Regions from separate parts of the Homo sapiens genome. Here regions 2 and 3 are each linked to region 1. Evidence: chromatin loops called from intact Hi-C (ENCODE). Cell type or tissue: heart left ventricle. All regions are shown on one strand.

Region 1 (8,000 bases):
GATGACTACTGTACCCTGTGTACCTGTTCCCAGAGCGCCTCCAAAATTAATTACTCCTCTGCACCTTTCCCAGTCATCTTAATTAGCTTGAGGGCCTCATTTTTTATGAACAAGAGTTAAGTATCTGTTAACTTTTTAAAGCTTGATAGAGATATAATTAACACATACTCTGGAAAGTTACTCTCTTTCACTGTCAAAAAATTGATTGATCACAGTTTTCCAAAATATGGTTCTGGATAAGATCCCTTAGGTTTCCCGAAATTTCAGCCTGGCTTGTTTTGTACCACGCAGGAGGTCATTTTGGGAGTTTGCTCTTTGGATTGTTCTTGGTAGAAGTCTGGAATCTGAATAGTTCAACCACAGTTGCATGGAACACTTTGAGTGTTCAACTGCATTATGTGGTCTTGATAAATTTTTAAAAATCCTATTTTGATAGTTTTTAAAAGTGGAAAACCATTACAAGAGTTGAGTGGATAGGGAATGTAAGAATGTAGTTTTAGAAAAATTCAATTATATTTGGTTATCACTGGTATTGTATTGTTATTGAGCTACCTTGTTATCATTTTAAGAAAAATAAGTTTATATACTGGGAACTATGTTGGGAAAATGTTGCCATAGTAACTTTATTTTTTATAATAGAATTTTCTATTTTTGACCAAACATAAAATATTTGGATATGGGCCAGGCATGATGGCTCATGCCTGTATTCCCAGCACTTTGGAAGGCCAAAGCAGGAGACTCGGTTGAGGCCAGTAGTTTGAGACCAGCCTGGACAACATAGTAAGATTCATCTCTACAAAAAAAAAAATTAGCCGGATGTGATGGCACATGCCTGTAATCCCAGCACTTTGGGAGTCTGAGGCAGGAGGATCCCTTGAGTCCAGGAGTTTGAGGCTTCCATGAGCTATAATCACACCACTGCACCCCAGCCTGCATGACAGAGTGAAACCCTGTCTCTAAAAAGTCTGAATATGAAAATTATATTGGCAGCATACTCAGACATAAACTCCAAAGTTGTCTCTACACTGATTTCACATCTGCATAATTTTCTGCATACCCAGCAGGTGAATTTTCAGTTTTTCTGGGAGACAATTTTGAAGAGATGGTGAAATAGAATGGGAAGTTAAGGAGGGGAGGTAAAATGTTTTAAATGAGAAGAACAAAAAAGCTTTAAAAGTCAATAACACTTTGGGAAGCTGAGGTGGGCAGATCACGAGGTCAAGAGATCGAGACCATCCTGGCTAACATGGTGAAACCCCATCTCTACTAAAAATACAAAAATTAGCTGGGCACGGTGGCTTGTGCCTGTAGCCCCAGCTACTCAGGAGGCTGAGGCAGGAGAATCTCTTGAACCCGGGAGGTGGAGGTTGCAGTGAGCCGAGATCGAGCCACTGCACTCCAGCCTGGTGACAAAGCAAGACTCCGTCTCAAAAAAAAAAAAAAAAAAAGTCGGTAAGAACGGCTTAAAAATGGACTGTTTTCTTTTCCTATGTGGCATTGGGTTGCCATGTAGACCTGTACCCCAGGTGCTTTGGGCATCTGAGCCTATGATCCATATTCAGCAGGCAGTAAAGAAACGGTCCTTGAAGATGAGTCCTTCCTGGTAATGCTTCCTGACCACCGAGGCACTACCAGAGATGTTATCCACACCAGGTCGAATGTGTGGATATCAGTTAACATCTACATGGGGTGAGATTGACTTTTGCAAACAAAAGGGAAAAGATGCACTAGAAAAACAGTACAAGTAATGACCACAAAAACATTGTTTGACTGAAATCCAGCTAGCTAAAAGAATCCTCAGCTCACTGAAGGAAGAGACTGAAAATAGGAAAGAAGTTCTGGTGATTTCATCCGAGGGAAATCCCCAGGCTTAGGTTTGACTTGGTTCAGGGTTGGAGGTTTATAGCCTCTTGTGTGATCCTTGATACCAGCAAACTGGTTCCAAATCCCAGGAGTTATCCTCACTCCACCATGGACTCACTGTTGTTGTAGCACTTTTGTTTTCCCAGTAGTTAAATGCTACCTGTGCAGCTGACATCACTGGACTAGATCTGGGAATAGATGAAATAATGTTGAAAACAAAACTTTAGAGGTGCCTTCTGGTATCAGATGCTGCAAGGCCTTGAGCATCAGAGTGTGTTAAGTCCCATCTACTGTATCAAGGCCAGAGTGTGGCTCCATGCTCTTAGGAAGGGTTTCCCAACCACGGGGCCAGAGCCCAAAAGGTTTCCCCTTCCCTAATATGCTAATGAACGAAACATGTAAATCTGTTTTCCCCTGTTAGGCTAGTCTTACTGTGATGAGAAGTGTACCTGGCTTTCCTTTTCCTGGGTGGAGACAGCTGGGGCATATTCGGGTGGCATTCCCTCTCAGTACCAGAGGCCCCACTGCCTGCAGCTGGAGGCATGTGACCATAAGCTCCTGCTTTTGCTTTTTGGGCTTGCATCCCTCTTTTCTGTGAACTCTGGAGAATGCTGGAATTAAAACATTTAAGCATTTTGATTAAATGAGCTTGAGCTCCTCTGTTCTTTTCTAGGTGCTCTTGTTCTCCAACTCTCCTGCCTCTTTCTACCTCTGCCCTATACATTCCAGCTCTGGAGACAGAGTCTGAAACTGGAGTCTCTGGAGGGATGAGAAAACCATCTTTAATTGTAACAAATGGGGTGGGTAGACGAGCTTCAGAGTGGGAGCAGATTGCATTGAGGTTCAACTCTCCCACCCATGCCTGGGAGTCAAGTCTTGGAGAGGAGTAACACTTGGTGGTCAGCACAGCTCAGAGTCAGAGACAATAGCCAGCAGGCCAGCAAGGCTGGCTGTGTGAGGCACAGGAAGCAGGGCATAGGTAGGGAGCAGAGCTGGGGGTTCTCTCTCTGCTGGAAGATAGCAGCTGCCCCTTGGCATATGGGGGTTGCACACTGCACCTTGTAGCCAGGGCTGCTATTTGCTGTTCTGTGAAGGAGTTGGCCACTCATTGTGACATGCAGGACAGTGGCCTTCTGAGAACCTGCTGCTTGCTTGCATAGTGCAGCACAAGTGAGGACAGGCAGGGGTGGGAGCATTTATGGTGATCAGATGTGCCTGGCAAGCCCCTGTTCAGACATTGCTCACATTCCAAATGTTTTCGTGTAGAATATTGCACAGGTCTGGGGACGCTCTACCTGTGCCCTGTGAGTGTTAATAATGGTGGAGAAAGAGTGTAGCTGTGCCCTTGAGAGAGAAGGTGAGGGAAAGAGTGCACCAGTCAGCTGACCGTCAGCTGGCTAGGCTCTTCACTGAGTCCTATGTCGCAGTGCACAAATCACTGCCCATCAGGCCTCAGTTTCCTCATCTGGTAAATGGTGATAACATCAATCTGCCCCCCCGCCAGGGTGCTGTTATGAGGGTCAAAAGTGGTAGTGGAGGGTAATACTGGGTGAGTCCATTGTGTGTGGGAGGAGAAAGGCTTTACATTCACCTGGTACATGAAGGTTTTTCTGCTTCAGGCAGCACAGCACAGCCATTTCTTCTGGCCTTTACAAAAAGGCATTTTGTTATACTACAGTGTAAACCTCATTTTTTTCACTCCAAAAGGTAGCAGCCCCTCTTCTTCCCACCCTGGACCTGCCTTTCACTCCCTGGGCACAGAGCGCATGGTACCATTGATGTTTGGTTTATTCCAGGATCCAAGGAGCTGGTTCTGCTGGTTGGACCAAACCTCGTGAGCCAGCCACCCCTGACCCAAATGAGGAGAGCTCTGATTCTCCCATCCGGGAGCAGTGATGTCAAACTTCTGCTGCTGGGGAAATCTCATCAGCAGGGAGCCTGTGGAAAAGGGCATGTCAGTGAAATCTGGGAATGGCTGGATTCGGAAACATCTGCCCATGTGTATTGATGGCAGAGCTGTTGCCCACAAGCGCCTTTTATTTAGGGTAAAATTAACAAATCCATTCTATTCCTCTGACCCATGCTTAGTACATATGACCTTTAACCCTTACATTTATATGATTCTGGGGTTGCTTCAGAAGTGTTATTTCATGAATCATTCATATGATTTGATCCCCCAGGATTCTATTTTGTTTAATGGGCTTTTCTACTAAAAGCATAAAATACTGAGGCTGATTTAGTCAGGGCAAAACCATTTACTTTACATATTCGTTTTCAATACTTGCTGTTCATGTTACACAAGCTTCTTACGGTTTTCTTGTAACAATAAATATTTTGAGTAAATAATGGGTACATTTTAACAAACTCAGTAGTACAACCTAAACTTGTATAAAAGTGTGTAAAAATGTATAGCCATTTATATCCTATGTATAAATTAAATGAGGTGGCTTCAGAAATGGCAGAATAAATCTAAAGTGTTTATTAACATGTGTCTTTGCACTTATGTGAAAAATTCCGAGTTATGGATCCTTTGCTAGACAGTGTGATGTGGGCCTGACATAATGGGAGGGGGTTGTTGAAAGAAGTGAAAGTCAGGTCATCTTGTCCAGTGAGGCCTAGACAGGCGCAAGGGCTCAAATAGTCTTTAGTACTAACCCCCAACCAAAATAGCAGTCACAACAATGCCCTGGGGGCTGGGAGGCCTCCCCAGTTTGCAGGCTCTGCCCCTGCCCTGCTATGTGCAGCAGGCACTTTCCGTGCTCCGCGTTTTGGGCTCTTGTCTACTGTGAAGGTGAAGTTTCATCTCCCAGGACCAGCCTGACCACAGAATGGCCACCAGGGGGCGCAGCTGCCGGCCACCTCCTCAGGTTTCCAGCCAAGGGAAGGTGGCCTTTAGCAAAGGCTGTTCCTATAGCAGCTAATAAAATTCCCAGAAAGAAAGCAAATGCACTATCCTCTCCTGACCATCCTCTAAACACATTGGGGAATTCACTCTCCAAGAGTCTCTGCACCATCTGTCCTGAATCAGAATCTTTTGGAGGAAGGCAGTGACTTCCAAAATAAACATCTGAGTTATTGGGTGCTGGGATTTGGTAGTTGATAGTTTTCAGACACCATCTGCTTTAACCACTTTTTTGCTCAGGTTGAGAAGCTGAGGCTTGTTCTAGGGAGCCAGTGACAGTAAAGTTTGGAGCTCTGTTTCCCCTGAGGAGGAAACAAGTGGCTGTCCCCCACTTGGCAATACCCACAAAGAATAAAAGATGTTCCTTCTATGCCAGGAGGGCTGGATGAGAAGTTCTGGCTGGTGAGTTGCCTTCTTTTTTCTTGGGGCCTACCCCTTGAAGGGGCCCAGGTAGCAGAAGTGCTACCTGACAGCTGCCAAGCATCTTTGGGCAGTGCTAGTGGAGGAGAGGCTCTAAGGAGCCCACCTGGCTCTGCTGAGTCAGCACCAAGACATTGCTGGGATCAAATGTGGTCGGCAAATTCTGTGGAATACATTGAAGAACTTGAAGATTATCTTTGTGGCTTGTGGTGGAAAAGGACTTCTTAAGTCAAATGTGGACGGCAAAATCTGTGGAATATGTTGCAGAACTTGAAGATTATCTTTGTGGCTTGTGGCGGAAAAGGACTGCCTTAAGGCAAAATGATTGATGAATTTGACTATATACAAATAAGGATTTCATGGGCAAAGTTAAAAGAATGGGAGGAGATATTTATGATGCCAGAAACCACTAAGGGATTAATAACAGAAGAAATTCCTGTAAATCAGCAAGTAAGAGCAACCCCACTAGAAAATGTGCAGACAATTAACAGAAGAGAAAACGTAAAAAGCTAATAAGCATATGAAGAGATTTTAAATCATTAATACACATTCAAACAACAATAAGACCACCTCACACCTATGAGTTTGGCAAATCTTGCAAAGCTCTATGGCACTAAGTGCAAGAGGGAGTGTGGAGATGCAGGACTTCGTGCGAGGTGGCAGTGAGTAGAGAGGCACGGCCAATCTGCAGAGCCATGCCACTGTTAAGAGCTGAATTCTGTTCCCCCAAAATTCACATGTTGAAGTCCCAACCCATGAGAAAATAAATGTCTGCTTAAACCACCCAGACTGTGCTACTTTGTTAGGGCAGCCTAAACAAACTAATACAGCCTACTTACCCAAGTTAAGAGTGCACACCTTGTGAAGTGGAAATTTGACTTCTGGTTATTTGTCCCAGGAAAATTCTTATACAGATCCTCAAGGGGACATGTTCATTGAAGACTTACTGGTGTTGGTGGAAAGCAATCTGTGTATCCATCATGGAAAGAAAGTGTGCAGGCTCACCACGGAGCACCACGATGCAGGCAGATGTACCAGATTTAGATGTAACATCACATGGATGAATCCTCAAAACTTAGAGCTGAGTGAAAAACCACCGTTATATGATAAGAAATATATGCATACAAGACCATAAAATATTTTGTGAGGATATATGCGAAAAGATACATGTTAAATACACTTGAATGGCTGCTTACAAGGGACCAGGAGCTTGGGAGTTAGGTATAGGGATAATAAGGAATTGTTTTAAAAAGAGGGTTGCTTGTGTCAGCAGTCAGTTATGAGAGCTCTGGGAGAATGGGGTGGGCCTGCATTTCCCCTGGGAGATCTTGTCCTGGCCTTGCCCAGCCCTGCAGTTGACATGACAAGGTTAAGAAGGCTGGCCTTTGGGGCTCTAAAGCCCCATATGCTGCCAGAGTGTTTAAGCCTGCACAGGGCTGCAGTGGTGGGGGAAGGGGCGGGGAAACAAGCCTGGGGTTATATTGGTCAGGGAAGGCTCTGGAAGCCATGGGGGGCTTGGGTGGGGAAGAGCATAGAGGAGAGACTCCAGAGGGGAAAGTGGGCAGGGGGAGCTGGTTCTGACCCCCAAGCCACTAGGGACTCTCCTTCCCATATTCGAGCCGTCTGACCAGCAGTTTCCTGGTCAAGACTTTCCCATATGAGGCACTCAGCTAAAGGGCTCTCATGAGGACAAGGAACACAGCTGCAGGGGGACAGAGGTGCCCTCAAGGCAATTTCTTCCTCCTAACCCAGAAATATCCTGTTCTGGCCACAGAGCCCAGAGTGTGGGCCTGGGGAAGTGAAGCCAGAGGCGGGTCGGGGTGGGAGGAATAAAGGTGACCAGGACCTTTATTCCCCCAGCCCTGGGGGTTATTCCAGGCGCTTTTCCTGAGGCCCCAGGGATCAGAGCAAGGGCCGGGGCAAGGAACACAGGGCCAGCATTAGAATGAACTTTCTCACAGAGCTGTCCAGCAGGGGCTGGAGAGGCAGTGAGCTCTCCACTGTGAGGTGTGCGGGCAGAAATGAGATGTGTCTAATGGAACCTTGGAACATGCTGTCCCCATCTCACAGACATCGTCTCATACAGAATGCTGGCGTCCGAGGGGACATTTGCCTATCTCCCGGAGTGCCTCCTGTTGTGTCCATCCCACAGGGCGAGTCAGACGCCAGTTGCAGGAAACAGCCTGTGCCAGCTCTCGTTTGAAGAGTAAATATTAGTCTTTTCAAGAGCTGCTTGTTCTGTGTCACTTGGCACCGAGGACATTGAGCTGGAGGCAGCCGGGGGGGACACTCCACATCCAGATGGAGTCTGTGGGCCTGGGTCACTGCTGCAATGAGGGACCCAAGAAACAAGCCTCACCATATCCAGCCAGACATCCTCTCCTTACTGCTTGGTCAGCCCCTGAGCCCCTGCCTAGGGGAGTTCAGACCCTGCTGAGGCCCCAGGCCACCTGGTTCTCCTTAGCTACTGTCCAGGCTGCTTCTGCAGAGGCAGGGAACTGGATGTTTTGACCTGGACTGCAAGATCTCTGAGCCCCAGCTCTGATGCATATGGTTTAAATTCCTCTGATCATCAGGGAGGGGGAATGACCTGCTCTTGCCCCACTGTCATTCCCTCTGGCCACCCCAACTAACAGAGCACCCCCCTCACTCTAACCCTCATCCTGCCTTCTTTTTCTGTAACTTTTCTCTTTTACTATCTGTCTCCACCATTAGAGGGTCAGTTCCATGAGGGCAAGGGCTCTGCCATGTTCACCACTGCATCCTCAGTGTCTAGAACTGTGCACACAGTAATTATTTGCTGAATGAAAATATG
Region 2 (8,000 bases), 650 kb after region 1:
GTATCCCCATTAGCACTTGGCATAGAGCCTTACCTTGGCAGGTACCCAATAGATATTTGTTGAATGACTGAATTTCTAATTAGAGGTAAATTAGCTAAAAAGTAAGCCAAGATAGGAGTGAATGTTTTCTATGAAGCTTTATTTTATTACAGATATCAATTGAAATGATTATAAAAAATATTATCTATATTTGTGTGTTTTAATCCGAAAAGTCATTGTTCTTATTCTTTTTGGTAACAAATTTTGCACATTCTTTTTTTGTCCTCATTGATTTATTATCTGACATAAGGGACATATAAGGAGACAGATATCCATCTTAAAAATTGTCTCAAAAGCTTTCTTTTTTTTTAAACCACAGATAATGAAACAGCCACCAGTTAAATTTGATGCAAAAATATTGCATCTACCAACATATTCAGGTAGGATCATAAAGGACTTATCGAACATGTAGACTCTTTGTATACAGATACAAATATGAAATTTATTTGCAAATAGAATATATGTGAATAACTAAATTTATTTTGTCTTGACAATTGGCTATATTCTTGGGGCAGTGTTACACGAATTGTAAACAATCTGTAATTCATTTGTGCCAGCTGTTGACATTTCTTAGCTGAGTCTGGGCTGCCCAGTCCTATTGTGGGTGGGGAGGTTCCTGTAGATCTGGGCAAGTTTTCCTGTAGAGTGGGTGGGAGGTCTTCTCCTCCCTTCCCTTAGAGCTGGTTGAATTTCCACCATTTATGGCTGGTATAGGTGCACAGGGTTGGGGACAACAATGAAGGATTGGGATTCTATTAGAGGGACCAGGACATTTGAGAATGGGACTAGGTGGTTCATGACTGTGGAGGTGGTGTGGGAGTGGAGATACTTAAGGGATAATTATTACATTTCTGTTGAGCTAATGAAAGTCTTATTTAGGGTGACCATCAGAAATTTTTACATACCTTAAATTGGTTTTTTCGTTTAACAAATTATATTTTAAGCTGTTAAACTCGATTTGGGGAAAATTATTCATCGTGGCTAGAGTAGAATCTATGATTTGAAGTAAATTTAAAATATATTTAGGTTTAAATAAACCAGCTAAGGGTTTATATTGGTCAACTTAATTACTGATAAAAACAAAAAAGAAACTGTGTAGAAGGACGTTTTTGAAAGGCCAAGTGAAGCAAAGTATTATTAATAGTGCTTTCAGTGCCAAGTAGGACTATTTACGCAAACCTAGAGAATTATCACCTGGAAATACTATTTCCCTTTTCTTCTTTGAGTTATTTAGGAGATTATATTTACAATTTATTTTGTCTAAAGATAGAGATCAGCCAAAAATATGTTAATTTTAGGGGGTATCACATTTCCTAGATTTTGCCTTTTTTTTGTATAGGGATTTGGAGGTAGGAATTTCAGGTGATTTTTAGCTATCATGTTATTCTCGTTATTTTTTTTACAATAATTTTATTGGAACTTTTTAAGAACTGTAGGATTTGTGCTTTTCTCAATATTTGAGAGTTGATTTATTTATACAAAGGCTCTTTTGTCTTTTACTCCAGTTGTATTGAACTTTGCATTTTGTTATAGTGTAGGTTGTGGGACAGTTCTGCTTTAGACATCTGCTTTATTTGAAAGTATAGTTTTCCATTGAAGTGGTTAAAAAGTTTCCGTGGATAGATAAAGAGATTAGGAATATAGAAGGACGAATAAAAATAGTGTCATCTTTGGAGTATTTTTGGTTTTGACAGTGTAATGTTTGTCCTCATCTTAGCTGTCGTAATTCTGTGTTTATTTCTTATGTAATGTTTCCAGCAGTTCTTTTTCTCATCATATGTACTTTTATTATTTTCTTTCCATCGCAGTGGATAAGTTATTATTTCTGAAAGATCAAGATTGGAATGACTTTTTGCAACAAGTGTGCTCGCAGATCGACTCCACTGAGAAGAGCATGGGGGCCTCCCGAGCCAAGCTGAATCTCCTTTGCTATTTGTGCGTGGTGGCTGGTCACCAGGAGGTGGCCACCAGGCTCCTCCATTCCCCCCTGGTAAGCCTGTGTGACATGCCTTATGCATTTTAATTTGTGTTTTTATAGAGGCTCAAACAAGTGCTAAAATAACAATTTGATTTAACTACCACAAAAAAACTGATTTATCACGATTTTAGGTTTATGAAAATTATCCTCTGCTTAATCCTTAGGTCCTAAAGTAGATGACAGTAGATGGTGATTTTGAACTTATTTTGTTTGTTTGTTTGTAATACTCAGGTTTCCATTTTATGTTAACTTGTAAGATTTAAAAAAAAATCTGAAATCAGGCTGGGCGTAGTGGCTCATGCCTGTAATCCCAGCACTTTGGGAGGCCAAGGTGGGTGGATCACCTGAGGTCAGGAGTTCGAAACCAGCCTGGCCAACATGGTGAAACCCTGTCTCTACTAAAAGTACAAAATTAGCTGGGTGTGGCAGTGCACTCCTGTAATCCCAGCTACTTGGGAGGCTGAGGCAGGAGAATCACTTGAACCCGGGAGGCAGAGGTTGCAGTGAGCTGAGATCGCACCACAGCACTCCAGCCTGGGCAAAAAAAGTGAAACTCCATCTCAAAAAATAAAAATAAAAAAAAAGTGATATCATAAGACAGACCTTTTACCTTCTCATTAGTGACTGGAATGAACTCCCCATGTGGAATGGGTCGGGGGTGTCGGTTCCTTTACTGGGTCATCTGGTAAACTGCAGGGTTTCTGATGTGACATTGAAGGAAGACATCAATCCTCTAAGACATTTTTTTCCTCTTCCCCTGGGAATATTACTTTTTGGACTGTCTTGGTCTGTTGGTAAGCTCAAGGGAATTTGTCAGAGTTTTTTTGGTTTTTGTTTCTTTTGGCTCATGTTTAAGCATCGATTGGCAGAGTTTTTGAAGTCATCCTCAGAGAGGAATTACAGTGGTTCGGAGGTGTTTTCTATAGTGGTCCCTCATTTGGGAATTGGCTTGAAAAAATTTAAGTTCATTTGCTTCCAGGATAGTATTAAGGTTACTTTTTTTGATAGTTGGTGTGTGTCTATCAGGTAAGGGCAGTCATTTAGCGAATATAAAGTGGTAGGAGAAACTAAAAATACTGTTCTTAGTTTTTATTTTAATCTTATTCGTATACTAGTGCCTTTGTAATTTAGTAAATACCATTTTTGGTGTACAGTGTAAATTTCCTTTGTATAAAGTCCTGAGCTGTTAACTTTGCTGTCATTTTCTGTGTTTTGTGACTTAAACATTTTAATTTTTTCTTTTCTTTACACTTAAATTTCTTATTCTAGTTCCAATTGCTAATCCAGCATTTGCGGATAGCTCCAAACTGGGATATGTAAGTAACGTTTATATTTTAAAAATTATTTTTCATGACTTTATTAAGTAGTTACAGAGCACATATTTATCAAAAGCAGAGTCCTAAATAATTATCATAAATTATTCTGATGTAATGATGACTCTACTCATAGGCAATTTTTATGGGCATTCCAATGATAAATTTTAGAATATTAAAAATAGCCCTTCTCCTAATATTACAAATACAATTCTGGGATTATCTAAGGTACTCCTGGAAACTTTATTAACTGTTATTGTTTTTTTATTTTCTTAGAGACAAGGTCTCTCACTATGTTGCACAGGCTGGTTTTGAACTCCTGGGCTCAAGTGATTCTCCCATCTCTGACTCCCAAAGTGTTAGGATTACAGGTGTGAGCCACTGTGCCTGGCTAACTGTTACTGTTTTGAGTATTGATTATAAAATACTTAAACCCTGATCCCTGTGTATTAATTTAGTTATACTTCCTCGAAGTTTCCCTTGGCCACCCTTATCTTTCCCTCATGTAGCACATAGCTTCCCTAGATGTTATTTACAATCTAATGGGATTATGATTTATAAACTCCCGATGGAAGGAAGTGTCCTTGCTTTTTACAGAAGCAACATACCAGGTGGAGAGCACAGTAGATCAAGTGTTAGAAGGCTCTGGGTTCTGTTTGCCAATAAGACTTGGCCAAATGATTATCTTTTTCTCAATCTCTGCTTCCTGGGGACTGTGGGTGGGACAAGGAAATGGCATAGGTTTAGGATTCAGACAGACCTGGGTGTGGATCAAAGATCAGCTTTCTGGGCCAAGTACTTTAATTGCTGAGCCTCAGTTTCCTCATCTGTAAAATTGGGATGGGATAACTGCTTCATAGATTTTTGGTAATTATTCAACTTTGAATGAGGTAAATATATGAGATACCTTGTATAGTGCCTGATTCTTAGTGGGTATTTCATTTACAATGGGGTTGGGGTTGTAGAAGTTGTAGTTATTATCATCAAGCTTGCTTATCTCATGATTGTTAGGACAGGCACATGAAAAAATGGAGGCGAAAGGATTTTGTGGATTGTGGCACTGGTATGATAATAATTATTCTTCTATGTTGGTGAAATATGGGTGAACCAATAGAAGTTTAGAAAATGCTTAATAATAAGGGTAGTTCTTACTATACATCTTCTAATGTTACTCTCCCAAAGTAAAATCTGGTAATAAAAAGTAGGATTTTTAGGTAATGGTTGAGTATTTAATACTTTGAGAAGGCTCATGGTATGCTCATTAAAAATGAATCAATGAAATACTTATTTAAACACCTTTATTTAAAATGTGTTATATCCTTGAATGGGGTGCCCCCTGCTGACATTTTAAAACAGACATTCCAGATCATTTCCAAGTACAGTCATCCTTCTGTATCAGCCCGGAGATTGGTTTTAGTATCCCCTTGGATACCAAAATTCACACATACTGTTTTTTTCCCCCACTTTTAAAAATTGAAGTTTGATTGTAAAACAGTTTTAATTTGAATAAAGTGATACTGAGGTAGACAAGTTCTCTGGTAGGAATCCTCTTTTATTCTTTCTCCATTCAAAGCCACTTCCAGCGACGTTTTCTCTGACCTCAGGTTATATTACCTTGACAGCATATGATAAAGGGTCCTTAACTTAGTCTGGGAGATAATTATTATTGACGTAGATATATTTATTCTTTAGTTTTGTTTTGTATATAAAAAATTAGAATCACATGATATAATTTTATGTTTGTTTTCCCCTGTAACATATATATTACGTATTGTAAATGTTATTATTAACATTTAAAAATAAAATACATAATACTTAAGATAAACTTTTTATATGTTGTGAATATCTGATCATTTTATTTACTATTTTTGGATAGTATTATAATGTTGTAAATAATATTTTGATGAACATTTTTGAGAATAAATCTTTGTGCCTGCTTTTTCTTTTTCTCTTTAGGGAAGATTTGTAGAATTAGAACAGATGGATAGAAGGCAGTAAATATTTTTGTGACTTCTGAAAAATTGCTGAAATACTCTTAAAAAAATTGTATCAATATATAATCCCAGTCAATGTGTTTAAAATGCCTTTTGTTAGAACTTCCAACATTGAGTATTTATCAAATTGTATATCCTTTTATCCTTGCCAGTCAACTTTGAGGTATAATTCACATATAGTAATAGTGTAATACTGTAATTTAAAAAATTTGTTAATTGTAAATTATGCATAATTTAAAATATTCCATTTTAGCCATTTTTATGTATATAATGGCATTTAGTTCATTCTCATTGTTGTATAACCATCACCACTATTCATTTCCAAAACTTTTTCATCATCTTAAACAGAAGCTCTTTACCCATTAAACAGTAACTTCCCCTTTCCTTCCCCAGTCCTGGTAACCTATACTCTACTTATTCTATCTTTGTGAATTTGCTTATGGTGAGTACCTCATATTGCTACTGAAATATCAAGGGGTTTGGTTTAAGTCCTGTTGCTCACAGCACAGAAAGCCAATCACGGAGACAATGAGTGTTGCTAGGGAAGAAGGCTTCAATTGGGTGCTGCAGCTAAGGAGATGGGAGATCAGTCTCAAATTTGTCTCCTCAACTGACTAAAACCAGGGATGTATTTAGCAGGGAAGAAATATAACCATGTATGGGAAAACAGGAATCAAGGAAGGGTGAGGAAGAGGAATTGGTCAACAGGAAGCAGGTAGTTGGTTAGGCAATTGTAATGGGTGAGGGGGTCTGGTGTCTTATGGTCCAGATATGGTGATTTGGTAAGTTTCAGTTCCTTGATAACTATCTGGGAGGCCTGATGGTTGGTTTCCCAAGAAAGGAACTCAGATAAGACAAATGTAACTTCCTCAAGTTTTAAGACTGGGAGGGTCAATTTCTACGTTTATTTTAAAAGACTGTAAACATCAGTTCTATAGGACAATTGGGCTGGTTTCATTTGCAAGGTTCATCCATGTTATAACTAACATGTGTCAGCATTTCATTCCTTTTTAAGGCTGAATAATATTCCGTTGTATGCATATACTACATTTTGTTTATCTTTTCATCTGTTGTTGGGCACTGGCTTGTTTATATCTTTTGGCTATTGTGAACAATGCTGCTGTGAACATTAGTGTTTTCTGTTTTTGTTTTTTGCTAACAGCTATCCTGATGGGTGTGAAGTAGTATCTTACAGTTTTGATTTGTATTTTGTGACTAGTGATGTTGAACATCTTTTCGTGTGATTGTTGGCTATTTGTATATCTTCTTTGGAGAAAGATCTAGTCAAGTCATTTGCCAATTTTTGAACTGAGTTTTATGTTGTTGAGTTGTAGGTATTTTTTATATATTCTAGATATTAACCCCTTGTCAGATAAATGATTGCAAATATCTTCTCTCATTACATAGGTTGCTTTTTACTGTGGCAAGTGCCTTTTTGAGATATGAATTTAGGAGGAATTTTTCTATTTTTCAAATAAGAGTTTTATACTTGAATAAGGTAAAGTAAATGCTCATCCATCATAAATTTTTTAATTAAAAACATAGTTTTCCTGTTTCTTTGCTGTAGTTCTTCTCTTGGTTGATTAGATTTTATCATTTGGTAGGTTTTTTTTTGTTTGTTTGAGACGGAGTCTCGCTCAGTCACTCAGGCTGGAGTGCAGTGGCACAATCTCAGCTCACTGCAACCTCTGCCTCCCGGGTTCAAGTGATTCTTCTGCTTCAGCCTCCCGAGTAGCTGGGATTATAGGCACCTGCCATCATGCCCGGCTAATTTTTGTATTTTTGTAGAGATGAGGTTTTACCGTGTTGGCCAGATGGTCTCCAACTCCTGATCTCAGGTGATCCACCTGCTCTGGCCTCCCAAAGTGCTGGGATTATAGGCATGAGCCACCGCGCCTGGCTGTTAGTATTTTTTGTTTGTTTTCAAGAAGGCCTCTCAGTGGCTTACCTCTGTGCCATGCTTTGGAGTTTGAGCTCTCTTCCTTGTACTAACTGTAGTTCTGTAGGACTTGTGGGTAAACCTTACCTTTTTTTTTTTTTTCCCTCTTCTGTGTGACTTGTTTGAGTTAGCTTTTCTTTTCATTTCAGGCCTGTAAATTTTACTAGATTGTCTCTAGGAATCTCTTTTTACTAATTTGCTCCTTCCTGCCTGCCTGCCTGCCTCCCTCCCTCCCTCCCTCCCTCCAGTCCCGTCTTGTCCCGTCCCTTCCTTCCCCGCTCCCGTCCCTTCCTTCCCCGCTCCCGTCCCTTCCTTCCCCGCTCCCGTCCCTTCCTTCCCCGCTCCCGTCCCTTCCTTCCCCCTCCCGTCCCTTCTTTCCCCGCTCCCATCCCTTCTTTCCCCCTCCTGTCCCTTCCTTCCCCCTCCCGTCCCTTCCTTCCCCGCTCCCGTCCCTTCCTTCCCCGCTCCCGTCCCTTCCTTCCCCCCTCCCGTCCCTTCTTTCCCCCTCCCGTCCCTTCCTTCCCCCCTCCCGTCCCTTCTTTCCCCCTCCCGTCCCTTCTTTCCCCCTCCCGTCCCTTCTTTCCCCCTCCCGTCCCTTCTTTCCCCCTCCCGTCCCTTCTTTCCCCCTCCCGTCCCTTCTTTCCCCGCTCCCGTCCCTTCTTTCCCCCTCCCGTCCCTTCTTTCCCCCTCCCGTCCCTTCCTTCCCCCTTCTGTCCCTTTCTTCCCCGCATCCCTTC
Region 3 (8,000 bases), 320 kb after region 1:
ATGAAATAAGAACAGAAACTGAGAGTAAATGGTTACTTTTCAAGCAATTTGCATTGCCACGTTGTCCAAGTACATGCCAATGGTGTGGACCATTCAAGTGTCATTGCACTCTAATGGTGAGTTTTGGGTGGACAGGCAGCAAACTGACCACAGGCAGGAGGACCACATTACAACCCATGAGATTTTAAGGTTAGTTTGTCAACCGTAAGTCAAAAGCATATAAAAATCTGAGCAAATGTAAGCATTTCTTTTTTTTCTTTTTTTTTTTTTTTTGAGACTGAGTCTCGCCCTGTTTCCCAGGCTGGAGTACAGTGGCGCGATCTCTGCTCACTGCAACCTCCACCTCCAGGGTTCAAGCGATTCTCCTGCCTCAGCCTCCTGAGTAGCTAGGATTACAGGCGCCCACCATCAGACCCGGCTAATTTTTGTATTTTTAGTAGAGACGGGGTTTTGCCATTTTGGCCAGGCTGGTCTCGAACTCCTGACCTCAGGTGATCCGCCCGTCTTGGCCTCCCAAAGTGCTGGGATTACAGGCGTGAGCTACTGCGCCTGCCCAAGCATTTCTTTATTTTTCTAACTTGTTACTTTTACCATCAAGTTAATTCTAATCAAGTTTTTAAAAATTTATAGTTTAATATTATTATCTAAGTTGGAGATATAAAATTTGTATTGTTCATTTGTTAGCCAGACTTTACAGATTGTAAAACAAAGCCTCATAGAAAAATTTTGGCCAAAAAATTACTTTAAATGTCTTATCTTCCTTTCCAACCAACATCTCTCTCTGAGGCTGGTTTCTCTATTGTGAGTGTTATTAAAAGAAAACACAAGCTTATATGTTATCCCCTGCAAATAACACTATTGTTAATCTGAACTAGCTGAGATAAATTAAAAGAATCCAATCCTCATTTATCACATTAAAAACTTGAATATTGTATCAGGCAATATTTGCTATAATTAAAAAAGAAAATAAAAGAAAAAATAAAACTTCAATATTGATATATATTCAAAGTGAGAGTATGTATGTAATATAAAAAATCACGGCTTCACTTGTAACTTTTTGTTTAGTTATAACTGCAGAATGACAGGAGTATAATAGTGAATCTGTATTAAATGCTCTAGGTACACTTTCAATGAATAATACGTACTAACCTCATAATTCTTTTATATTTCCCTGTTTGTTCTCATATTTTTAAAAGGTAATTTTTTTTTTTTTTTGAGACGGAGTTTCACTCTTATTGCCCAGACTGGAGCACAATGGCACAATCTCACTCACTGCAACCTCTGCCTCCCAGGTTCAAGCGATTCTCCTGCCTCAGCCTCCCAAGTAGCTGAGATTACAGGCATACGCTACCAGGCCCGGCTAATTTTGTATTTTTAGTAGAGACAAGGTTTCACAATGTTGGTCAGGCTGGTCTCAAATTCCCTGACCTTAGGTGATCCACCAGCCTTGGCCTCCCAAAAGTGCTGGGATTACAGGTGTGAGCCACTGTGCCTGGCTTTGAAAGGTAATTTAATGTCTGTTGAAACTAATATTTTAAAATTTTGGCTTGTATTTTATACTTCTTTGGATGTATTTTATTTTTCCTGAAATTCTTTATTATTGTATTTTATAAAAATATTGGCCCATGATGGACAGATGATACAAATTTTAAAAAACAACACACCAGTCTTTCACCACTAAGATTTGAGAAGTATGGTTCTATGCATCCGTAAAGTCCCAGAGATGTGGCTGGCTATTTACACCAGATTAACTGCCCTTCACCCCTGTGAACAGTCACTCTGGGTCAGGACTCGAGCCTTGAGAGGGCAGCAGCAGAGGGGGACCAGAGCCAGGACTACAACTGGTGGGGTTGGGGGTGCTTACATACTGGGTTCCTGAGCCAGGCAACTCCACTTTCTTTGGTGGGTCACTTCCACAGTTTCTGCAGAACTCTGGAACAGCTAAACACACAGTACAATTTCTTCTCCAGTCATAGGCTAGTGGCCCAAGGGTGGCAAAGGCCACCATTGGCTGGAAATCATGCAAACAGGAGAGTCGGGGTCCAAGGCTACTGCTGCTACTCTGGTCCTTAGTGTCACAGGTGACTTAATAGAGGCCCCAGGGAGGACTATGAGTTTATGCAATTGAGGTGTGGGAGAACAATACATCACTGTTCTTTCTTTTTTGAAAAGAAGTACTTAAGCCTTTGCCTGTCACTTGAGAATCTCCTCTATCAATGGTCCCCACTGCTACCAGCTGCCTGGCCCTTGGAAACCCTGCTGGATTCTGCCCTTCCCTGCTCTTGGGGGGCCCTAGGTTCCCTCTCTTACTTTTTTCCCCTGAATCTTGTCACATCGATGTACAGGCATTGCTGAGCCTCAGCGCTGCTGGTCCTGGAGGCTGCTGGTCTAAGCTAAAGGCCTGGATTTCTCTCACTGGTTTTCAATTCTTTGGGACTTCAGAGCAGGATCAGCCTGAACTTTGGGCATTTGGCATGGTGAATGCCCAAGTACTGCCAAGCAAACATTTCCTTTAACCCTGGATTCAGTCATCGTGCTGTGGCTTTATAGAACTTAGGAACTACAGGCTAAAGTAGTACGGAGGAAAGGCTCTTACTTTCGGATGTTTTCAGAAAAAAAAAGCAAAGAAAACATTTTCTAAAAAGAAGATGCATTAGAAAGGAGCGGGTTGATTTCATAAGGTGGGAAGCACTCTAATACAGAATACGTTTTGTAAACTTTTTAAAAATGTCTTTCTACTTCCTGGTGCAGCAGGATGATAGGCAAGGTGGCCTCCTCCTCATTCTATGATTAATTTCTTCACTTGCACCCCAAGCCTGTGCACACGCTGTCCTCTTGTTCTGGAATGCCTCCCTCCAGTTCCCCTGGAGAACTGAGACCATGCTCATGCCTTCTTCAAGTGGCTTCTGAGACCCCAAGCAGAGGGACTCCCTCCACTGTCATCATGACCACTTCTGCTGCCTGCGCAGACGGAGCCCCTTTCAAGGGCTGGGACTGTGTCGGTTCCTCTCTGGATTCCCAGAGCAGCATGGAACTGAGTCACACTGAGGGAGGACTCAGGACATCTTGAGACGAAGAGTGGGACGGAGGAACCCAGGCTCAGGAGGGAAGACTCCTCCACCTAAGGAGTCCTTGGGGATCTGGCATGGCACCCCTACCCACCCGCCTTTCCCCCCTCCACCACCCCCCCGCCCTCCGCCAACCACAGCAGCCCCGAGAATCCACTGAAGCTCCAGAAGGGACGTCAGACTCCTGGTCCCAAGGAGGGGCTCTGGAATGTGAGGGGCCAGGCCTTCTTCCTGGCCATTTCCTCTCAACTTGCACCCCAGAAACAAGCACTCTGTTTACAGTGAGGATGTTGGGGGTTCCAGGAGGCAGAGTTGCCCGCCCTGAACTACTTTCCAGGGAAAAGCAAACCCATCTGATCTTGTGATTGGATTAGGGCGGTTTCTTCAGGTCTTTTGCTGTCTCCAAGTGCCCTCTGCTGGCTACAGAAAAAGAATTCCTTTTAGGATATGATGTTTTTGAGCCGTGAGCTCAGATGCACAAAAAATTTCATTTTTTTCTAAATCTCGACTTAATCCCTATTATAAGCTCTCAATTGACTCAGGTAATTCAGCATGACTTTCTTCCTCCACCAACTTCTCCCCAGGTGGCATCTAGGTTCTGGGTGCTGGCACTGGCCAGAGCTGCGGGGGAGGCTGGTGTCCACTTCCTTTGTCCTGTTGGCAAGGCTCTTCAGGACATACCTGCCTCTCTGCTCCCAGGCAGTGTGTGGAATGATTCCCACATCTGTCTGGGGCCAGGTACTTCAGGATCTCCTGGGACTTCTCCACTGAGACGTATCTGCTGGCACTTCTACTTCCTCACTGCCCCATGTGGTCCCTGCCCTGTGATGGGGTGAGTTGCTGGGGAGGGGCTCTGGAACATCCTTACTTCCCCAGGACCCCTGCCAAATGAGCTCATCTGTCCTTGGAGCCCCAAACTCATCAGGGGCTTCTCCTATAACCTTGGATGTGGCCCACAGATGGGGAAAGGACAAAGGCTCCCACACCGGTTGAACGCTGGCATCCCTTCCAACTCCCACGGCCTGGAGAATCTGCATGAAGTCCTTGTCCTTTGTGTTTGGCAAGCAGGAGTAGCACAGGAGGAGTAAGCAGTAAAAAGAGAAACTGTTTCACCAACTTGATGATTTAAAAATTTTTAAATATATATATATATATATATTTTTTTAAAGAGAGAGAGAGAAAAACTGGCTCCACAAGTTTCCTTCTAAATCTTTTGGTCTCACACCAAAACATGTACTCAGCTTTGTCCTTCCTTCCTTTCATGTTTGAAAACCAGGAATTTTATTATCTTTGTTTTCTGGTCTCACCAAATGCCTCTTTGACAACTTCTCCCTTAGGCCATGACGTCCTCTTTTGAACTTCCTGGGCTGGGAGAAGGGCTTGGGATACACATGAAGAAATTCGGCATAGAACAGGGACGATGCACCAAACCACCTTGAACATCCTCCCGTCACACATGAGACAGAAGAATGCCTTCTAGGGTTTACAAAACATCTATCAGTAGAGGGCATTAGAGGGCTTCCCATCTTTTGAGATGAACTCTTTTTGCTCCCACACCTTTTTATTATTTAAGTTTATTCTTTACTTTTTCCGAAAACACTTCAAAGTGACTTGCAGACACCAAGCCCCTTTATCTTAATCCTTTAGCTCCTAGGAAATAGGACATGCCCTTACATATACACAGTGCAATTATCAATCTCAGTAAATTTTATATTGATACAATTTTAAAAATACATGCTATATATTCAAATTTCTGGTTGTCCCAACACTGTCTTTTATAGCATTTTTTCCCACTCCAGTATCCCATTCAGATCATGAACTGCATTCGTTGCCTTGTCTCTTTATTCTCCTTTAATCTGGAACAGTTCCTTAGTCTTTGTCATGAAACTGACAATTTTTAAAGGGATAGGTACATTGTTTTACAAAATAATAAATGTCCCTCAAAATGTCAACCACATGGTTCAGGTTTTGCATTTGTGGCAGGAACAGCACAGCATGATGTGTGTCTCTCCCAGTACATCTCATAACAGGTGATGTCTTATAGCAGTTTGTCCCATTTTGGGTAATGTTAAATTTTACGACTTGTTTAAAGTGGCGTACCACAGAGTTATCCACTGCAAAGATATTGTCCCCCCTTTGTAAGTAATAAGCATTCTGTGGGAAGATACAATGGGTGTAAATATTCTGCTGCCTAACGAATTTTTACCCAATGGTTTCAATATCCATTGTTGTCTGAATTAGTTAGTATTATGGTTTCAAAACGGTGGTTGTTCTTTTTTTTTGAAACGGAGTTTCGCTCTTGTTCTGGAGTGCAATGGCACGATCTCGGCCCACCGCAACCTCGGCCTCCCGGGTTCAAGCGATTCTCCTGCCTTAGCTTCCCGTGTAGCTGGGATTACAGGCATGCGCCACCGTGCCCGGCTAATTTTGTATTTTTAGTAGAGACGGGGTTTCTCCATGTTGGTCAGGCTGGTCTTGAACTCCCAACCTCAGGTGATCCGCCCGTCTCGGCCTCCCAAAGTGCTGGGATTACTGGCATGAGCCACTACACCCAGTGAAATGGTAGTTTTTCTAATTCTATTGTCCCTTCTGTATTTGTCATTCACCTTCCTTCTACTGTAAGGAAGGGCATAGAGGAATGCATTCTAGGATCCCCTTTCCATCCTTCCTCTGCTTGGAATGCCTTCCCCACTTGGCAAATCCTGGAAACCCAGATACAGGGTCACCTTACCTCAAAGCTTTCCCTGCCCACCCACTCTCTCTCTCTTCCTTTCAATTAAGATGGGCTGCGGCTATCTGACCTTCTTAGAGCCCCTGAGACAAGGAGAGACTGGAAAGGGGAATTTGCGTCCCACAGCAGAACTCCCACCCAAACTCCACCTGGTCTAGTGCAGTGGGTCTCAAACTATGGTGCACACCAGAATCACCTTGAGGGCTTGTTAAAACACAGATACCTGGGCCCTATACCTGGGATTCTAAGGCACTATCAAAAAATCTTACTGGCTTAACAACAAAGTTTATTTCTCCATCAGGTTACATGTCAAATAGGTTGGCAGGAAGCTCTGGTCCACATACTTGGAGACTCAGGATGGTGGAGACTCCAGCACTTCAATACGTGACCTGAGGGTTTAACACACAGGAAGAGAGGAGCACAGAGTCATGCACGGGTTTTTCTCTGCTTATTGCCCATTGGCCAGCCACTAATCATGTGACCTGCTCGACTGCAATGGCTGGGAAATGGGGATCTGATGAATCATTTGGTGAGCACCATAATTTCTGCTACCACCACGCTCCCTCGATCCTACCAGCCCACTACCACACAGGCCTTCTCTTAGTTCTTCGAACGCACCAAAGTGCTTTTCTGCCTCCGGGCCTTTACACCAGCTGCTCTCTCTGCGGAAATGCTCTTGTGCCAGATCTCACATGCTTCACTCAAGTACCCCTCCCTGGAGTGGCTTTCTCTTACTGTCCAATCCAAAGCAGCCACCCACTCCTTCACACCACCCTGTTTTAATTCTCTGCACAGCCCTTGTTATTCTACACTTGGTGTTGTTCTCTCTAGATTGTACACTCCGTGACAGCAGAAACTGGCTCACTTATTCGTCCCCAGTACTTAAATGCCTGGCACATGGTAGGTGCTCAAAATACATTGACTCAACTAATTAACTCTAAGGTGCATTACTGTTTTCATGTCACAGGTTTAAAAAAAAAAAAAATGGAGGACCTAAAGAGGGTAAGTGGCTTGCCCAAGGTCACACCACTGCCAAATGGTTAGCACCTGACTTAAAATCCATGATGCCACATCCTACCACAGTGTTTATTTGCATAATCTCACTGCTTTCAAATATTGAGGTGGCAGAATATTTATTTTTTTCTTTTGTTCTTCTCACAATTCTCCATCTGGTGGACCTCCACTGTCCTTGGTTGTCTCTTAACTCTATGGAAGGCAATTTGGCAATAACCATCCAGGAATTTATTTCACAGATGTACTCACATATGTGGACAATTGCATATATGTAAGGTTTTTTCATTACAGTACCGTGATAGCAAAAGATTAGAATTAACCCAGTGACACCAGGCACAGTGGCTCACACCTGTAATCTCGGTGCTTTGGGAGGCTGAGGCAGGAGGATTGCTTGAGCCCAGGACTTCAAGAAGAGCATGAGCAACACGGTGAGACCCCCACCTCTACAAAGAATACAAAATAAAAATTAGCTGTGCATGGTGGCACACACCTGTGATCCCAGCTACTTGGGAGGCTGAGGCAGGAGGATTACTTGAGCCCAGGAGGTCAAGGCTGCAGTAAGCCATGTTCGTGCCACTGTACTGCAGCCTGGGCAATGGAGTGAGATCCTGTCTCCACAAAAAAAAAAAAAAAAAGAATTATCCCAGTGACCATCTGTAAGGGATGGTTCATAAAGGTATGTATAATTCACAGCAGGTGTATGCACACAGTGGAATAGTACACAGCCCTGAAAAGTGAGGGACATCTTCAGAGTCTGACTGGAAAGTTGTCTAAGGTATGATATCATGTTGAAAGAAAGAAGGCATGTAACAGTATGTGAAGTATATGCCTTTCATTTAATTTTGCAAAGAGCTAAACACTTTCAAGTCTTACATAAAGAGATCGTCTCCTTGATGAAAAGATAAAAACAAAATACAAATCAGAATACCAGTGTGGTTTCCATCATTTGAACTTATTTTATTGATACTCATTAGTGAATAAAATTGTGTTGATTTTTGATGCATTACAACACACTTTTTGGTAGTGGTTGCACAATGTTGACCGTTTATTTATTTACTATACTAAGTATTGCAACCTCTGAACTGCCAATTTTTACATGGTATTTCTGGCAATGATGAGTGGCTTCTCTCTCTGAATACATAAAATGGTCCATTCAGTCCATGGTTTTCATATTCCTTTGTTATTCT

What was found. A loop is a pair of places that touch in the nucleus more often than their neighbours do. Peaks named below come from ENCODE experiments on the same cell type or tissue, not always from the same donor. Only the 100,000 strongest peaks of a DNase experiment are listed, where the experiment ranks them.
Region 2: a loop joins it to region 1, with 6 times the contacts of the local background. A loop is called at or near these places in 19 of 110 quality-filtered maps.
Region 3: a loop joins it to region 1, with 4 times the contacts of the local background. A loop is called at or near these places in 51 of 110 quality-filtered maps.

What each region holds. Positions count from the first base shown.
Region 1 is chr3:42,544,317-42,552,316 of GRCh38, reverse strand. It overlaps SEC22C (SEC22 homolog C, vesicle trafficking protein), which reads left to right. Exons shown (of 7, transcript NM_032970.4): 7 at 1-4,348. Among named protein-coding and RNA genes, the nearest start is that of VIPR1-AS1, 16 kb to the right of the region's middle. In heart left ventricle, CTCF peaks have their summits at 4,477, 4,692 (motif pointing right) and 7,143; DNase peaks (open chromatin) are centred at 4,676 and 7,386; H3K27ac peaks cover 1,355 bases.
Region 2 is chr3:41,890,851-41,898,850 of GRCh38, reverse strand. It overlaps ULK4 (unc-51 like kinase 4), which reads left to right. Exons shown (of 37, transcript NM_017886.4): 14 at 359-419; 15 at 1,848-2,029; 16 at 3,287-3,333. Among named protein-coding and RNA genes, the nearest start is that of ULK4, 67 kb to the left of the region's middle. In heart left ventricle, a CTCF peak has its summit at 4,660 (motif pointing left); no DNase peak of the experiment used is centred here.
Region 3 is chr3:42,225,521-42,233,520 of GRCh38, reverse strand. It overlaps TRAK1 (trafficking kinesin protein 1), which reads right to left. Exons shown (of 16, transcript NM_001042646.3): 16 at 7,631-8,000. Among named protein-coding and RNA genes, the nearest start is that of CCK, 37 kb to the left of the region's middle. In heart left ventricle, a CTCF peak has its summit at 3,484 (motif pointing left); no DNase peak of the experiment used is centred here.